Regions from separate parts of the Homo sapiens genome. Here regions 1 and 3 are each linked to region 2. Evidence: chromatin loops called from intact Hi-C (ENCODE). Cell type or tissue: heart left ventricle. All regions are shown on one strand.

Evidence for each region. Peaks named below come from ENCODE experiments on the same cell type or tissue, not always from the same donor. Only the 100,000 strongest peaks of a DNase experiment are listed, where the experiment ranks them.
Region 1: it touches region 2 in a loop (6-fold over the local background); 62 of 110 quality-filtered maps call a loop at or near these places.
Region 3: it touches region 2 in a loop (8-fold over the local background); 98 of 110 quality-filtered maps call a loop at or near these places.

The regions. Positions count from the first base shown.
Region 1 is chr7:6,268,932-6,273,931 of GRCh38, forward strand. It overlaps CYTH3 (cytohesin 3), which reads right to left and starts at 3,693. Exons shown (of 13, transcript NM_004227.4): 1 at 3,543-3,693. The coding sequence starts at 3,576. RefSeq lists enhancers at 2,308-3,030, 3,031-3,752 and silencers at 3,071-3,240, 3,561-3,920. In heart left ventricle, a CTCF peak has its summit at 2,260; DNase peaks (open chromatin) are centred at 2,230 and 3,770; H3K4me3 peaks cover 3,119 bases; H3K27ac peaks cover 2,900 bases.
Region 2 is chr7:6,157,559-6,162,558 of GRCh38, forward strand. It overlaps USP42 (ubiquitin specific peptidase 42), which reads left to right. Exons shown (of 18, transcript NM_032172.3): 17 at 1,892-1,935; 18 at 2,997-4,006. The coding sequence ends at 1,899. CYTH3 (cytohesin 3) reads right to left here. Exons shown (of 13, transcript NM_004227.4): 13 at 4,221-5,000. Among named protein-coding and RNA genes, the nearest start is that of USP42, 55 kb to the left of the region's middle. In heart left ventricle, a CTCF peak has its summit at 2,798 (motif pointing right); DNase peaks (open chromatin) are centred at 2,875 and 4,883; H3K27ac peaks cover 2,236 bases.
Region 3 is chr7:6,320,509-6,325,508 of GRCh38, forward strand. No RefSeq gene overlaps it. Among named protein-coding and RNA genes, the nearest start is that of FAM220A, 26 kb to the right of the region's middle. RefSeq lists an enhancer at 2,743-3,243. In heart left ventricle, a CTCF peak has its summit at 2,659 (motif pointing left); a DNase peak (open chromatin) is centred at 2,683.

The DNA.
Region 1 (5,000 bases), 110 kb after region 2:
AATAGAGGGTAAAAGGGAGGAGGTATTTCCAAGACTCAAAGGCTAGGACCAAGGGGCAGGAGCTGGAGCCAAAAGGAGACAAGGTACCTGCCAGAGACACTCCCTGAGGCAGGCCTAAGGGAAATAACCTGTTTTTGTCCTTCTTCCTGCCATTCCTCCTGCCAGTGGCTCCCAGTGGCCAATCCCAGCCGGAAGCCAGCTGACCAAGGGCCTGGGAAATGTTGCCTGCAGGGGTGAGTCCCTGCAGGGAAAGGGCAAGAAACGGATCTGAGCCAACAGGACATGGGCTGACCCTGCCTGTGGCTACTTTACACTCTTACCCGTAAATGTTTGAAACGACCTTGCCGTTCAAATATTTCAAACTTGAAACAGACTTTGTATACTTGGGGGTTATCACCTGTCTGAAGGTGAAAGGTGGGAGCTCAATCTAGTCTTAATTTGCATGTATTTTATTATGAACAAGGCTCAGCATCTCTTCACCTGAAGCACAGACACCTACATTGATCAGGGAGTGAAGGGGTCAGAGAGAAGAATGCCAATTATAGTTAATTCACCTCATCTGCCAGGGATGGTCCATTCAGGACCATCAATCAGACAAATGCCCAAACAGGACACGAAGACAATCCCAATGAGCCAAACTAGCCAGCTACCCTCCAATTAGCTCAAGAACTGTTCTCGAAAAACTGAAAGGCAACAAAGTCCCATAGGAATTAAAAACGACTTAACTACACTCTGCACACACTGTAAGGAACAATGTGTTCTTGTAATCTTGTGCCCCCCACTCGCTCCTCTTGTAACTGCCTTCCAGCCATTCATGCCACCATCCTCTCTCTCCTTATCTTGCATTGAAAGAACAATACAGTGGACAAAAAGCTAAATTAACTTATAAAAATAGCAAGTAGGAATCAATTTTTCAAGTCTTTTAACCTGACCATTAACAAAAAAAAGACCTTTTCAATTATCTTTGGCTTCTACCATAACTACTGTTTGAATAGATTATTTACCCTATCTTTTAAACAAGCTTTAACTGACTCCCCCAGATACAGTTCAACATTATGTACTACACTCTAAAAATATACCAAAAAATGTTATGCTTTATAATCTGCTGGCAGCTGAAACGGTTTTCTTTAAAAGAGCTCAACTTTATTTTTTTAAACATGAATTTTAAAGCATTTAAAAATCTAAAAGGTATTAACTGTAAAGAGGTATGTTAACTTCAAAACTTACAACAGCCAAGAGTTAAATGTAAGCACATAAAGTTTATACAATAATTACAATATCACTCATATTTCAAAACTTTGCTTTTCACCTGTTTCAAAAATAAATATCCTAATATTGCCAAAAATATTTTTAAGTGTCTGTCACAAAGCAAGGGAGAAAGCTAGTCATAAACTAAATCAATAAAGGTTAAAAGTTATTTTCCAGCACCTAACATGCTGGCTAGCATTTTGATGGGCAATCAATAAATAAATCTTCATTGTTGAATGTTCCAGTGAGATGAATTAAATGATACACTTAAAACATTCACGTCTTTGATGGTTTTTTTCCAATCTGAAATACACACTTATTCCAGAAACCTGGAAAATATAAAAAGAAAATAAAATAATCCATAATGTCACCAATGTTTATGTTGTTTAAACCATGATGTATAAAACTGCTTATTTTAATGGTTGTAAAATACTTCAATAAACTTCCCATAATTTACCTCACCATGCCCCTGCTGTTGGCGTTGCTGTTTCCAATTTTTTGCTATTTTAAACAGCATAATACACATCTTTATACGTGAGGGGTTTATTTCAAGGTTGCTTCCCTGTGATATATTCCCAGAAGAGATACTAACAACCCAAGGACAATTTTAAGACTTTTGATACTTCATATCATCCTTTGTTATAGTACTCAAGACCTGCAAATTGCTGGAGCACATTAAAGCCTCCTCTTTTCCTCTTTATTCCTGCTTTAATCTTCAAGTCTACATTTCTTTACTCACAGAGCCCAAAGCACCTTACAAACAAAACTGCCAAGCCAGCTAGCTGCCTTGACGCTAATGTCCAACGTCTGCATATTACAGTTGTCTTTCTTTTCTAACAAGGGAAAACAGCTATGCCCAAATTGTGACAGGCAGGAAACACGACATCCACCGGGAACCCATTCCTTAGGATCTCATGGCTCCAGACAGCCTGACTGTAGGAGGGTTCGCAACTGGGCGCCTTCGTTCCACAGCGCTCCCATCAACACACCCACTCGGTGCCACAGTGCTACCCCTAGCTTCAACTATAAGAACTGAACTCGCCAAATGCCATGACGGGTGCCAACTTCCCACCATCCTGGCTGCATCGCGTCTTTCAGCAAAAAAACATCTCCCTCTGAGCAGCACTTGAATTCTGGAAGGCACCTTGATGATGAACCACTTCATCCTGAAGCATTCAATACTGCTGATTCTTACAGGCAGCTGCACCGGCAGCCTGTAATTAAGATTTCTCTAAACTGCTCCCTTATTACATGGGGTTCTGATGATTCTGATGATTTCTCTGTCAGCTCAAAGGAGATCTTCAGGAAAAAAAAAAAAAGTCTAGAGAACCTCAACTTCGGCTGTTCCTGTAAAAACACGGGCATTAACCCTTTGCTTTCCAAAGCGAACACCCACTCCATACAGAGGCACGTTCCTCTGTTTTTAAAATCTAATTCCCAGCATGACCCAGCAGTCATTTGTATTCCACTAAATAATTTCCAACAAACACGATTCCTCCAGCAAGAGGAAACCGAACGTCAGACACAGACCACCTGGGCCACGACGCGCATCGACCCGACCCACTCGGGAGCACACCTGGCTCCGGGCACACCTGGCTCTCCGGTCTTGCCTCTGTGCTGGGTGCAGCTCGTGTCTCCCACCCTCGGCTCCACGGAGTTTTTTGCTCAATCTGTCGCGTCTGCCGTTTCCTAAAACGTCTACCCTGAACTGAACTCCAGCTGGCCCCCTCCCCGTTCGAGCAAATCCAGCGACCGTTTCTGACCCAAAGCCAAGCAGACTGTCACGCTTTCCAACCGTTTCCCCTGCCCTCCCGTCCTGTACACTCGAGGAGCCTCCAGTGCAAAACTTTCCCCTCCCGGTTTCCCACCGGCTCAGCCGCTTCCGCCCACCTGAGCTGAAAGGGGGCGTCCGAAACGCCGGGCTCCGGAGGGCATGAACGCCCTTGGCGACAAGATGCGGGGAAGGTCGCCCCGCAAGGTCCCCCGCCCCAGAGGAGCGACACCCAAACCCCGGCCCGAGACTCCGGGGCGACCCCAGCCCGCGGCAGCCCCGGCCTGGTACCCAGACCCTCGCCAGCGCCGAACGGCGACCCCGGCCCGCCCCCTCCCTCGGCCCCCGGAGACCCAGCCTCGGCCCTGGCCCGGCGTGCCTCAGGCCTCCAGCGGACGCCGCTGCCGCTGCCCCCGACCCCGTCTCCTCCGGCGAACCCCGGCCCAGCGCCGCGCCCTCGACCCCCAGCCCCCGGCCCCCGACCCCAGGCCGCCGGCGAGCCCACCACACCTCCGACACTCACCGCCACCACCCTCGCCGCCGCCGTCTTCATCCATCTTGAGGCCACTCCCGCAGCCGGCGAGCCGGGGGCCGGCAGCAGAGGGGCCGCGGGCTGGGGACGCCGCCGGAGGGAGCGCGCAGGCGACCGGGCGGCTCCTCAGCGCGCGGCCCGGGTCGCGGCCGGGCCTCCTCCCGCCGGGCGGGGCCTCGCTGGTCGGCGTGCCGTCACGTGACCCATGCCCCGCCTCTGCCCGCGGTGGGCGGGGCGTGAGGCCGCGCAGCCCCGCCCTCGGGAACCGGCCGGGCCGGCGGCGTCTGCGCTGGGGAAGGCTGTAGACCTGGCCCCTGAAGTGCAGGCCGATCCGGTGTGCGTGGAGCGAAGCCTCCTCGCCCTCAGCATTCCAGTAGCCTGCGGACGGGCGTGGGGCCCCGGACACTGGAACGCCACACTCTGCAAAACCCAGTGGCCAGGGGTGCAACTTGCACGTGCACTCGGGGTAAAAGATCAAGAAACGAATGCATTCAGAAGTCAGGCCTGGCCAGGCTCGGTGGCTCACACCTGTATTCCAATACTTTGAGAGGCTGAGGTGGGAGGATCGCTGGAGAACAAAAGTTGGAGACCAGCCCCGATAACATAGCGACCCAGGCATGGTGGCATGTGCCTGTAGTTCCAGCTACTGGGGAGGCTGAGGTGGGAGGTCACGTCACTTGAGCCCAGTAGGTAGAGGCTGCAGTGAGTTATTATTGCACCACTGCACTCCAGTCTGGGTGACAGAGTGAGACCCTGTCTCAAAAAAAAAAAGAACAAGGTCAGGCCTTCTCCTTCCTAAGACATGCATGTCAGAAGAATTCCAGCCTTTCAGCTGTCTTATATTTAATGGAGCCTCTCCTCCTTCCCTCCTGGTGAGTGCATTTTTAAATTAACAAAATGCAGGGCTTGTAAATGAATGTGGTCATGAGGTTGGAACGGAATCCCGATTCAACACACCTGGGGCTCAGCTCTCAAAGGGCATTGTAGGGGTTGGCCAATCTGGCGGCTGATGCCCTTGGAGTTTAGCGCCAGTCTTCCTTGGAGAGCTGCCAGCTGTCCTGGATTTATGATGCAGGAGGAGCTCTGAATTCAGTTTCCCTTGGGCACAGCCAGGGTCCTCAGCACAGGCCTCCTGGGCAGAAGGCCTCCCCTGGCCCCTGCTCCACATCGATGGATCTCCTCTCTCACTCCCCATATCTCTCTTCCAGTAACTCCTGAAGCATTGCTTGTGGCCCCTCCCAAGCCTTTCTGTTGGAACTCAATCGCATTAAAGAAAAGCAAACATTGTAATGGAGGAGATAGCTCATCTCTAATATAATTTTCCAGCAACTGTTTTATATTTACAAGCTGTCCATTGAACCAAAGGATCCTTCCGTTGTCATCTATCAAAGTGGACAATTTCACCTTTTGGTTCAAGGTTGCGGGATGATTTCAAAGTTCAATCTTCTA
Region 2 (5,000 bases):
GGCTAAATTTTGTGTTTTTAGTAGAGACGGTGTTTCACCGTGTTAGCCAGGATGGTCTCGAGAACTCTTGGTTTTAAAGCATTTTTGATAGAAATACTTTTGCAGCGTATACGTTACTCTCCCGAATCCTTAAACCTGTAGCATTCTGAGTGCACCCTGATGCTCGGTACTGATTTGCTCGCTTGGTTCCTTAGAAGCGTGGGCACCAGCCTCTGCTTGAGTGACACTGCAGAGGCCTCCATGTGGCAGAGCGCTGGCTGCCCCTGCCAGGTGTCCTGGATTCTCTTCTGCCCTGTGGGGCTGTGTCTCCGTCCTGTGGCCACACGCTGTGCTCTTACTGCACTTGAGGCAGCCCCCCACTTCCTCTCCCGTTGGTGTCCGGTGACCGCTCACCCTCGAGAGGAGCTGTGAGCCTGTTAGAAGCGGATGTCACTCGAGTCAGTGGACCTAGAGCGGAGGCTGGCAAACTGCAGCCCTGGGGCCAACTTCGGCCAGTCACCAGACTTTGTATGAACTTGGAGTTAAGAATGGTTTTAACCTTTTTAAGTGGTTGGAAATAATCCCAAAGAACAATGCGTTTCACATGAAAATGATGTGAAATTCAGACCTCAGTGTCTGTGGCTTGATTGGGGCGCAGCCAGGTGCGTTCCCACGCTGTCTGGCGGCTTCGCTGTCACTGCCTGGCAGAGGTGAGTGGCTGCGGCAGGGCAGGGACCGTGTGGCTCGCAAAGCGGAAAATGTTTATTATTGCCCCTTGACAGAAAGGGTTTGTCACCCCTGCCTGGACGCCCATTGTTTGTGTTCACGTGTGAAGCGCATCCCCTCCTCCCAGGGGCTTTTGACGAATCTTCAGGGCTGCCCTGAGGCCTTTTGCTTCTCGGCTGAGTTGTGGGTTAGGTGGAGCTGTGTGTTCTGGGGAAGGCCTGTCCCTCCCAGCAGCCCAGAGCCAGCATGCATTGTTGATTGAGGGGTAAACGGTCCTTAGAGTGTGTGAGAGAGAGCTGGGGGTTGCGGGGTGAGCCCCATGGGGGACATTTGCCCATGGAGTGCTGGGGAAACAGCCGGAGATGAGGACAGGCACCAGCACTGCCGGTGAGGACGGGTTGCCTGCGGGCCTTGTAGACGTTCTGGACATTTCAGAATTGGTTTTGCGTTCCCATTTCAGCGAATCGGGGAAGGAGATTCGTGAGGGCTGCTTGGTACCCGAGGATCCGAGGATGCAGTGGATGGGCTCATTCTGAGTGTGGTGCAGGCTCCCAGGATCATGGGCTTCCAGCTGGGGCTACTGGGAGACAGTGATGGCCCCCGAGGCAGCTGGTCCAGCGGGAGGGAGGTTGAACGTGATCTTGTTTGCCTCGTGTCTCGGGTGCTGTGGTCAGGCGTTGTCTGTGTGGTGGCCCTGTGTTTCCGTCCCCGTCCCACTGCACCGATGACAGGGTTTGCAGCTGGCGCTTCTGCTGCGAGCAGACTGAGGAGCCTTTCTTGTCCTTCTGAGAAGGCCGCTGCCCGGCCCCGCCTCACCCAGCGTCCTGTGGTCCTGCGGGTCCCCCTCTACCCTGGACTTCGGCCCCTTGTCTTTCTCTTTCAAACTCCTCCTCTGGCTCTGTTCCGCCCAGTTCAGTTCTTGGGCCTGATATCTGTTCTAACATCAGGCTGCGTGTGGGTTGGATGGAGCCCTCAGTCATCACGTAAACCCTTTGACATCAGTAAAACCCTGGGAGCAGCCGCTGAGCGCTGGGACATCCCTGCTCACCTCACTGGGGAGTGGCCTCAGGCGCTCACAGGGAACCGCAGTGACTCTGACCATAGCCACTTAACGCACACACACAGCAGAGGCCCTGGCGATTTTGCAACCATCATTAAAATCTCTTTCCTGACCTTTGCTTTCTAGGTGATTGAAAACTCAGCCTCAAAACAAAAAATTCACTAGTTATGGTAAGCTGTTTTCCTGTCTGTTTCCTCATTGTTTGTGGTGGCGCTGAGGGGACGCAGGCAGAGGAGTTTTAATTCTGCGGCTCTGCCTGGGGGCTGGGCTCATAGGAGTTGGCAGAGCCATGGAGAGGCCCCGGCAGGTTCCCAGCCAGCCCAGACCCAGGCCACGCGCTTGGGGACAGACCTAGACCCTCCACCTCATCACGTTTGCATTACTGGCTGGGGAAGACCCGCATCCTTCACGCAGGCAGAGTCGCCCTGTTCCCTTGTGCCTCACTTGGGAAAAGCCAACCCGGCTCACAGCGGCAGAGCCCACGGGCCTTTGATAAACATCTGGGAAGGGAGAGGCCCGGTCCCCAGCACAGGCACCTCACTCAGGAGAGCGGAGCCTTGCTCCCTCGTCCGTCCCGTCCCCTGTGCTGCTGTCTGCGCCCCGAGGTGGCACTGAGCTGGAGCCAGCACCCCCCCAGCAGCCACCGTACAAAACCATAGGAAGGTGGCCCAGGGCCGGGCGGCAGATCAGGACCTCGGAGCTGTGGGGCTTTGTTGGATCACTTCACACAGCGGTCCTGGGAGAGTCACTGGTTTTATACCTGACCCTTGTGGAGCTAGAGGGGACAGTGAACCATTTTTCCCTTGAAAGGAAACTTTGTCCAAATGTGTCTGTCACATGTAGTCAGCAAGAGGAATTTAAAATGAATTGCCAAGTGAAGAGTCTGTGGATTAATTGGCCGTTAATTAACAGGCTTTATCAATGTGTCCTCAAGGGAGAGGCCCAACCCTAATTAAGGAGCTAAACTTCCTGAGTGAGGGGCTGTGAGGATGGAGGTGGAGGAGGCATCTGGGGCGGGTGGTGGCCGGGCCCAGCAGATGGCGCCTCCCTGGCTGAGCTGCCCGCACCGCCAGTTCCCTCATTTCCACTCAGGAAGGCAGAGAAGGCAGAGTGATCTCCTCAAGGAAGAGCTTCCCCAGCCTTCGGGAGCAGCTGGCAGGGCGTCCGGGAATAAGCCCTACACGCCGCCGCCTGCCTCCAACTCACTAACCCTGCGCCTCTTGTCTTTCAGATTCAACGCGTTCAACAGAAGCCATCCCCAGCCCAGCTTAAATTATAAAGATAGACAATAACTCTGTTCCAATCTGCGTGGTGCTTCTTTAGTAAATACTGTACAGATTTTACCATGGAGAACTTTTTTTTTAGTTTTTACCTTTTCTTAATTACCCTTATTCCGAATGGACGAACACTTTCTACCACTGCTGACCATTGTAAAATACCGTGTATATAAATCCCATTGAAATAATGCCCTGGAATAGAACATCTCAAATGCTGCTTAATTACAGACTCAGGTCGATTACTTGTATTTCATGTAATGTTCCTCCAAGTTAGACATCTGGTGCAAGACCAACCGGGAGACCATGGAATTGTCAAAAGTACAAACTGACAGTGTGTATATTTAATTTAAAGACTTATTTAAAAACTCACAAGCTCTCACCTAGACTTTGGAGAGCAGTCTGTTTTCTGTAATGTCTGATACTAGAAACTAATTTGCTTATTTTAGTTGTATTCAAGATTTGAAGATGTATTTTATAGACAAGTTCTGTTTTTGAACTTTGTGGAACTGTTCCAATCAATCAATTTCCCAGTTATGATGAGTATTTACATTATGAATGTATAACCCAGACATGATTTGTAAAGCCGACAGTATGTTTCTATTACACAACACTTTTTGATACAGCGTCTCTTGTCTTCACTGATACTGGAGTCTCCGTTGTCTGCTTGGTCCCTTCGAGTTTCTAGTTACAGACACAATCATACTGTGATTTTATTTTTAATATGGATATGCTATCAAACTGTGATACACTTATAATTCACTGGTCCTGCATCAGGAGATGGAGTGGGGAAAACTGTATTTAATACAGTTTGTATCTGAATAATCTGTATGGTTTATACAGTTTGTGTTGTTCAGAGATGTTTAAAGTTTGATCTTTGTTTTTCTAAAGATTAAAAAAGCACTTGCCCCACTGTAAATATACAGCATGTAAAATTTCTATAGTATATAAATGGCAGCAAATCACACACTTGGCGTCTTTTTACTGTTGTTTTCCCCATTTGCTTCCAGACTCCTTCCTGTCATCATCTGAATTCACTTTCTTAAAACCTTCAAGTAAGTGCTCCTGCCGAAGTCGGCACCTTCGGCCAGGCCATCCCACCTCGGACGGGCAAAGGAAAATTGGAGGGGTGTTTGCTGGACCCAACAATATCTGTTTTAAAGAACCAAGTCTTAGGCTTGTTTTAACAATACATGTGATTTTTATTTAGTGAACACAGTATCTGCAAGAGCTCTGACAGCCATCCACCCTCCAATCTTACTTCACTTTACAACCAAGTATCAATAGAGGCTGTTCCTTCATGCGAGCTGTGGGAGTATATACATCATTGAATAACAGACACTCCAGAAATCAACAGATGTACATTATTTACATATTACTATATTTACCGCAAATAGAAATATTTTCTAAGAAAAAAAGTCAATTTGTGGTTTCTGGTCTACCACAGACCTAACTTCTCAGCAAAGCATATCTATGTAGATATCTGCGTTTGTAACTTTAAAAATAGGCATTGCTTTCTATGAAGCACTAAGTGCTGCTCCATCTATAAATAGCTCCTATTTTCAGTTTGGTACCACATTAAACTGCCCCAAAATGTTCTGTGACCCCAAAGACACAAAGTTGCTGCTTATCTGGGTCCAGGGTCAGTACAATTAAACTCAAATATGAACCAGGGCGGCCAGCAAGACAGGCTGGAAGGGCTGTGGCAGTCGCCGCCGCCTCCCCGCGGGGCTCCCCTCACTGCCTCCTGGCCTCTGTCTCTGGAAAAAAGTATCTTTGGCCAGAGTTGGGACTAACAATTCAAGCCCTGCGCTCAGACGTCAGGGTGGGGAGGAGGAGGACTGTGATTGTGACGCGGCCTGCCCAGGGTGAGGGACAAAAAACAGATGTGTCCTGTTTCAGGGCCGTCCTGGTAGCGGCTGGCCCTGCGCAGTCACTGACCCAGAGTTTTCTGGACCAGG
Region 3 (5,000 bases), 160 kb after region 2:
GACAAGAGGAAAAACTCTGTCTCAAAAAATAATAACAATAATAAATAAAAGACAGTAAGCTGAGTGTGATGGTTCATGCCTGTAATCTCAGCACTTTGGGAAGCCGAGGTGAGAGGATCACTTGAGGCCAACCAAGAGGTTGAGACCAGCCTGGGCAACATGGTGAGACACTCCCATCTCTGCCAAAAACATTAAAAATTAGCCAGGCATGGTGGCAAAAGCCTGTAGTTCCAGCCACTCAGGAGGCTGAGGCAGGAGGATCACTTGAGCCCAGGAGTTTGAGGCTGCAATGAGCAATGTTGGTGCCACTGCACTCCAACCTGGGTGACAGAGTGAGACCCTGTCTCAAAAAACAAACAAGCAACTCCCAGCTCTGCCAGTTCTGAGCAGTGACCTCACCTCCATGTCTTCAGCAGGAAAATGAAAACGACTGCTTTTCAGGACTGTTCTGAAGATGAGATAATATTACACCCAGCAGCTTCACCACCTGTTCACACCTAGAGGTGGGAGCTCAATGAATAGCTGCTATTAGCTGTTAAGATCATCAGTTGCCTGACTGCAGATGAAATATTCTTAGGAATTATGCCACTATTGTCAGTTTATCTCTTAATAACATATATTAGAAGAATAGTGAATATGGGAGAGAACTATGTGCATAAAGATATGAGCTTTTATAACAGAAAGATATGATTTTATAATATACTTATACCTGGCCAGACGCAGTGGCTCATGCCTGTAATCCCAGCTCTTTGGGAGGCCGAGGCCGGAGGATCACCTGAGGTCAGCAGTTCAAGACCAGTCTGTTCCAACATGGTGAAACCCCCATCTCTACTAAAAATACAAAAATTAGCCAGGCACGGTGGCTCACGCCTGTTATCCCAGCACTTTGTGAGGCCGAGGCAGGCAGATCACGAGGTCAAGAGATCGAGACCATCCTGCACATGGTGAATCCCCGTCTCTACTAAAAATAACAAAAAATTAGCTGGGTGCGGTGGTGGGCGCCTGTAATCCCAGCCACTCGGGAGGCTTAGGCAGGAGAAAGGCGTGAACCTGGGAGGCGGAGGTTGTGGTGAGCCGGATCTCGCCACTGCACCCCAGCCTGGGCAACAGAGCGAGACTCCATCTCAAAAAAATTAAATAAATAAAAGAAAAGAAAGAGCAATCATTTATTGATGTTATAGAATAATACAATAGCAGTTCTCAATCTTTTTTAGTAGATTCCAACATTTTAAGCATGTTTCACTACAAGCCACAAAAGAAATTTAAAGTTGTGATTTCTATAGTAAAAAATTGACTTTTTTTTTTTCTTGAGATAGGGTCTCGCTCTCCCTTGCAGGATGGAGGGCAGTGGCATGATCACGGCTCATTGCAGCCTCAGCCTCCCAGGTTCAAGCAATCCTCTCACCTTGGCCTCCCAAGGTGTTGGGATTACCAGCATGAGCCACCATGCTCAGCCATAATGGACTTGTTCTGTGTCACAGATTTCCCTGTAAGGGCATCTAAGAGGCTCTCATGCAAAGGAACAGGCTGAGGAGGAACGCACTGTGGGCCCGCAAATCAGCACAGGTCCTCCCTGCCCCTGCCCCATCCACCTGAAAGGGCCCAGAAAAGCTCCCAACATTGGGAGCCTGTGAACATCCTTGGCAGAAGTGAAAATTCTGACCAGCCCACTCTGAAGAAAACTACTGCTCTTTTAAATTTTTATCTTATTTTATATCATTTTATTTATTTTTTTGGTAGACATGGGGTCTCACTGTGTTGCCCAGGCTGATCTGGAATGCCTGGCCTCAAGTAGTCCTCCCACCTTGTCCTCCCAAAGTGTTGGGATTACAGGCGTGAGCCACCACACCTGGCCCTAAAACTACTGTTCGTGTTGGTGCAGTGTGAAAATGTGGTTTCTTACTGAAAGCCATGCACCAAAATAAAAAATAAACACAAAAATACATTTTACTTTTCTATCACATTTATCTTCTTTCTTTAAGCACCACCTATGGGTATTGAATTAAAGAGCTGCAGCTGGGCCGGGTGCAGTGGCTCATGCCTGAAATCCCAGCACTTTGGGAGGCCGAGTCAGGCGGATCACTTGAGGTCAAGAGTTCGAGACCAGCCTGGCCAACATGGTGAAACCCCATCTCTACTAAAAATTAGCCAGGCGTGGTGGTGGGCACCTGTAATCCCAGCTACTCGGGAGGCTGAGGCAGGAGAATTTTGCTTGAACCTGGGAGGCAGAGGTTGCAGTGAGCCGAGATCGTGCCATTGCACTTCAGCCTGGGCAACAAGAGTGAAGCTCCGTCTCAAAATAAATTAAGTGAACAAATAAATAAAGAGCTGCAGCTGGGTTGGGTACAGTTGTTCACACTTGTAATCCCAGCACTTTGGGATGCCAAGGTGGAAGGATTGCTTGAGCCTGTTATTTGGGGACCAGTCTGGACAACATAGTGAGAACTTATCTCTACAAAAAAATTTTAAATTTAAAAAAGGAAATAGTTACGATCTTGTTGTAAGGTTTGATACATTACACACACTTGCGTTAACAACCCATACTAAACTAAGTCTGACGTTTTTATGTTAATTTTTGCTTAAGAATTTGGCTAAACAAAATAACCATAAAAACATCCCAAAACAGCACACTCCCTAGGTGAACACATGGCTCCCTCTTGTGGTCAACGCGAACCTCACGGGCACAGCCCCGGGGCTTTCTTCCCAACCTCATCCACTCCTCCCAAATTATTATGCAGCCACATAAATTACCATGAGATTCACAAAACAGTCTATCCGGCATCAGCGTTCCATCCAGTGCAGCCTGCTTCAGTCTTTCACCTTCAGAGGGAGGTGAGACTTTCGCATTCTAGCTTAAAATTTGCCCAGAATAAAGGTCACTTAAACTAAGTGATTACTTGGCATCCTCCAATGACACATGACCTCATCTGCCAACTTAAACACAATATATATAAATATATATGCCCGTATCACTTCAAAAATAAGCATTATTAGGCCGGGCACAGTGGCTCACACCTGTAATCCCAGCACTTTGGGAGGCCGAGGCGGGCGGATCACTTGATGTCAGGAGTTCAAGACCAACCTGGCCAACATGGTGAAACCCCATCTCTATTAAAAATATGAAAAAATTAGCCAGGTGTGGTGGCACATGCCTGTCATCCCAGCTACTCAGGAGGCTGAGGCAGGAGAATCTCTTGAACCCAGGAGGCAGAGGTTGCAGTGAGCTGAGATTATGCCACTGCACTCCAGCTTGGGCGACAAGAGTGAAACTCTGTCTCATAAATAAATAAATGAATAAGTTAGTTAATTATAATTAAGAGATGGGGGTCTCCCTATGTTCCTCTGGCTGGTCTGGAACTCCTAGCCTCAAGTGATCCTCCTGCCTCAGCCTCCCAAAATGCTGGGACTACAGGCATGGGCCACCCTCCCCAGCCAGGAGAAGCTGATTTTAATGGAAATTCCAAATGCTTAAACATTTTTAAATTCACGTATTTGCCAAACCTTGCTTTTACACCGTGCAGTAGGAAACCATGAACATTTGTTTAACAATGAATCTGCCTGTGACTTAACCTACTCCTCCCACTTTCCCAAAGGCATCACAACACAAAGCTAAAAAGCACTGTTCTCCTACGGCCGCATTCTCAATTTCCAGATGAATTAAGACACGGAACAAAGCACCTGCATTTAAAATCAACCAAACTCCCCTCTTTTCTCAGCTCACCCTCACATAATAGGTTTTCCTGAACAAGCATGAGTCATAAGTCTTGGAATATGGGAGTGTGAAAAGAAATACTGCTTTCTGGCTGGGTGTGGTGGCTGACACCTGTAATCCCAGCACTTTGGGAGGCTGAGGCAGGCAGATTGCTTGAGCTCAGGAGTTGGAGACCAGACTGGGCAACACAGTGAGACCCCGTTCCTACAAAAAATTAAAAAATTACCCGGGTGTGGCAGTGTATATCTGTAGTACCAGCTACTCAGGAGGCTGAGGTAGGGGGATCACTTGAACCCAGGAGGTGGAGGCTGCAGTGAGCTATGATTGCACCACTGCACTCCAACCTGGGCAATGGAGCAAGACCCTTTCTGAAAAACAGAAACAGGGCCGGGTGCGGTGACTTGTGCCTGAAATCCCAGCACTTTGGGAGGCTGAGGCGAGCAGATCACGAGGTCAGGAATTCAAGACCAGCCTGACCAACATGGTGAAAACCTGTCTCTACTAAAAATACAAAAATTAGCTGTGCACGGTGGCGGGCGCCTGTAATCCCAGATACTCAGGAGGCTGAGGCAGGAAAATCACTTGAACCCAGGATGCAGGGGTTGCAGTGAGCTGGGATTGTGCCATGCACTCCAGCCTGGGCGACAGAGCGAGACTCTGCCTCAGAAAAACAACAACAACAACAAAAACAGAGCCTACTTAGTAATCTTCCAATTACTGATCTTTTTTTTCTTAGAGCATAATCAGAACTCTTTGTGGGGTTTTTGGGGGTGTTTTTGACATAGGATCTCTTCCTGTCACCCAGGCAGGAGTGTAGTGGGGGCAATCACAGTTCACCGCGGCCTCAATCTCCCAGGCCCAAGTGATCCTTCCTCAGTCTCCTGAGTAGCTGGAACTACAGATGCGCGCCACCACATCCAGCTAATTTTTTGTATTTTTGTAGAGATGGTCTTGCTATGTTGCCCAGGCTGGCCTAGAACTCCTGAGCTCAAGTAATCCACCTGCCTCTGCCTCCCAAAGTGCTGGGATTCCAGGTGTGAGCCAGTTATGCACCACCCAGAATCAGAACTCTTAGGAGGCAAACAAGGAAAAACAAAACAGGTTGAATCCACTGCCTTAAAAACAACTAAAAGCAAGCCAGGCAGAGTGGCACTCATGCCTGTAATCCCAGCACTTTAGGAGGCTGAGGCAGCAGGAACCCGGGCAACATATCAAGACCCCCATCTCGATATAAAAATAGTATATATATATACATCCGAGTGAGGTGGCTCACACCTCTAATCCCAGC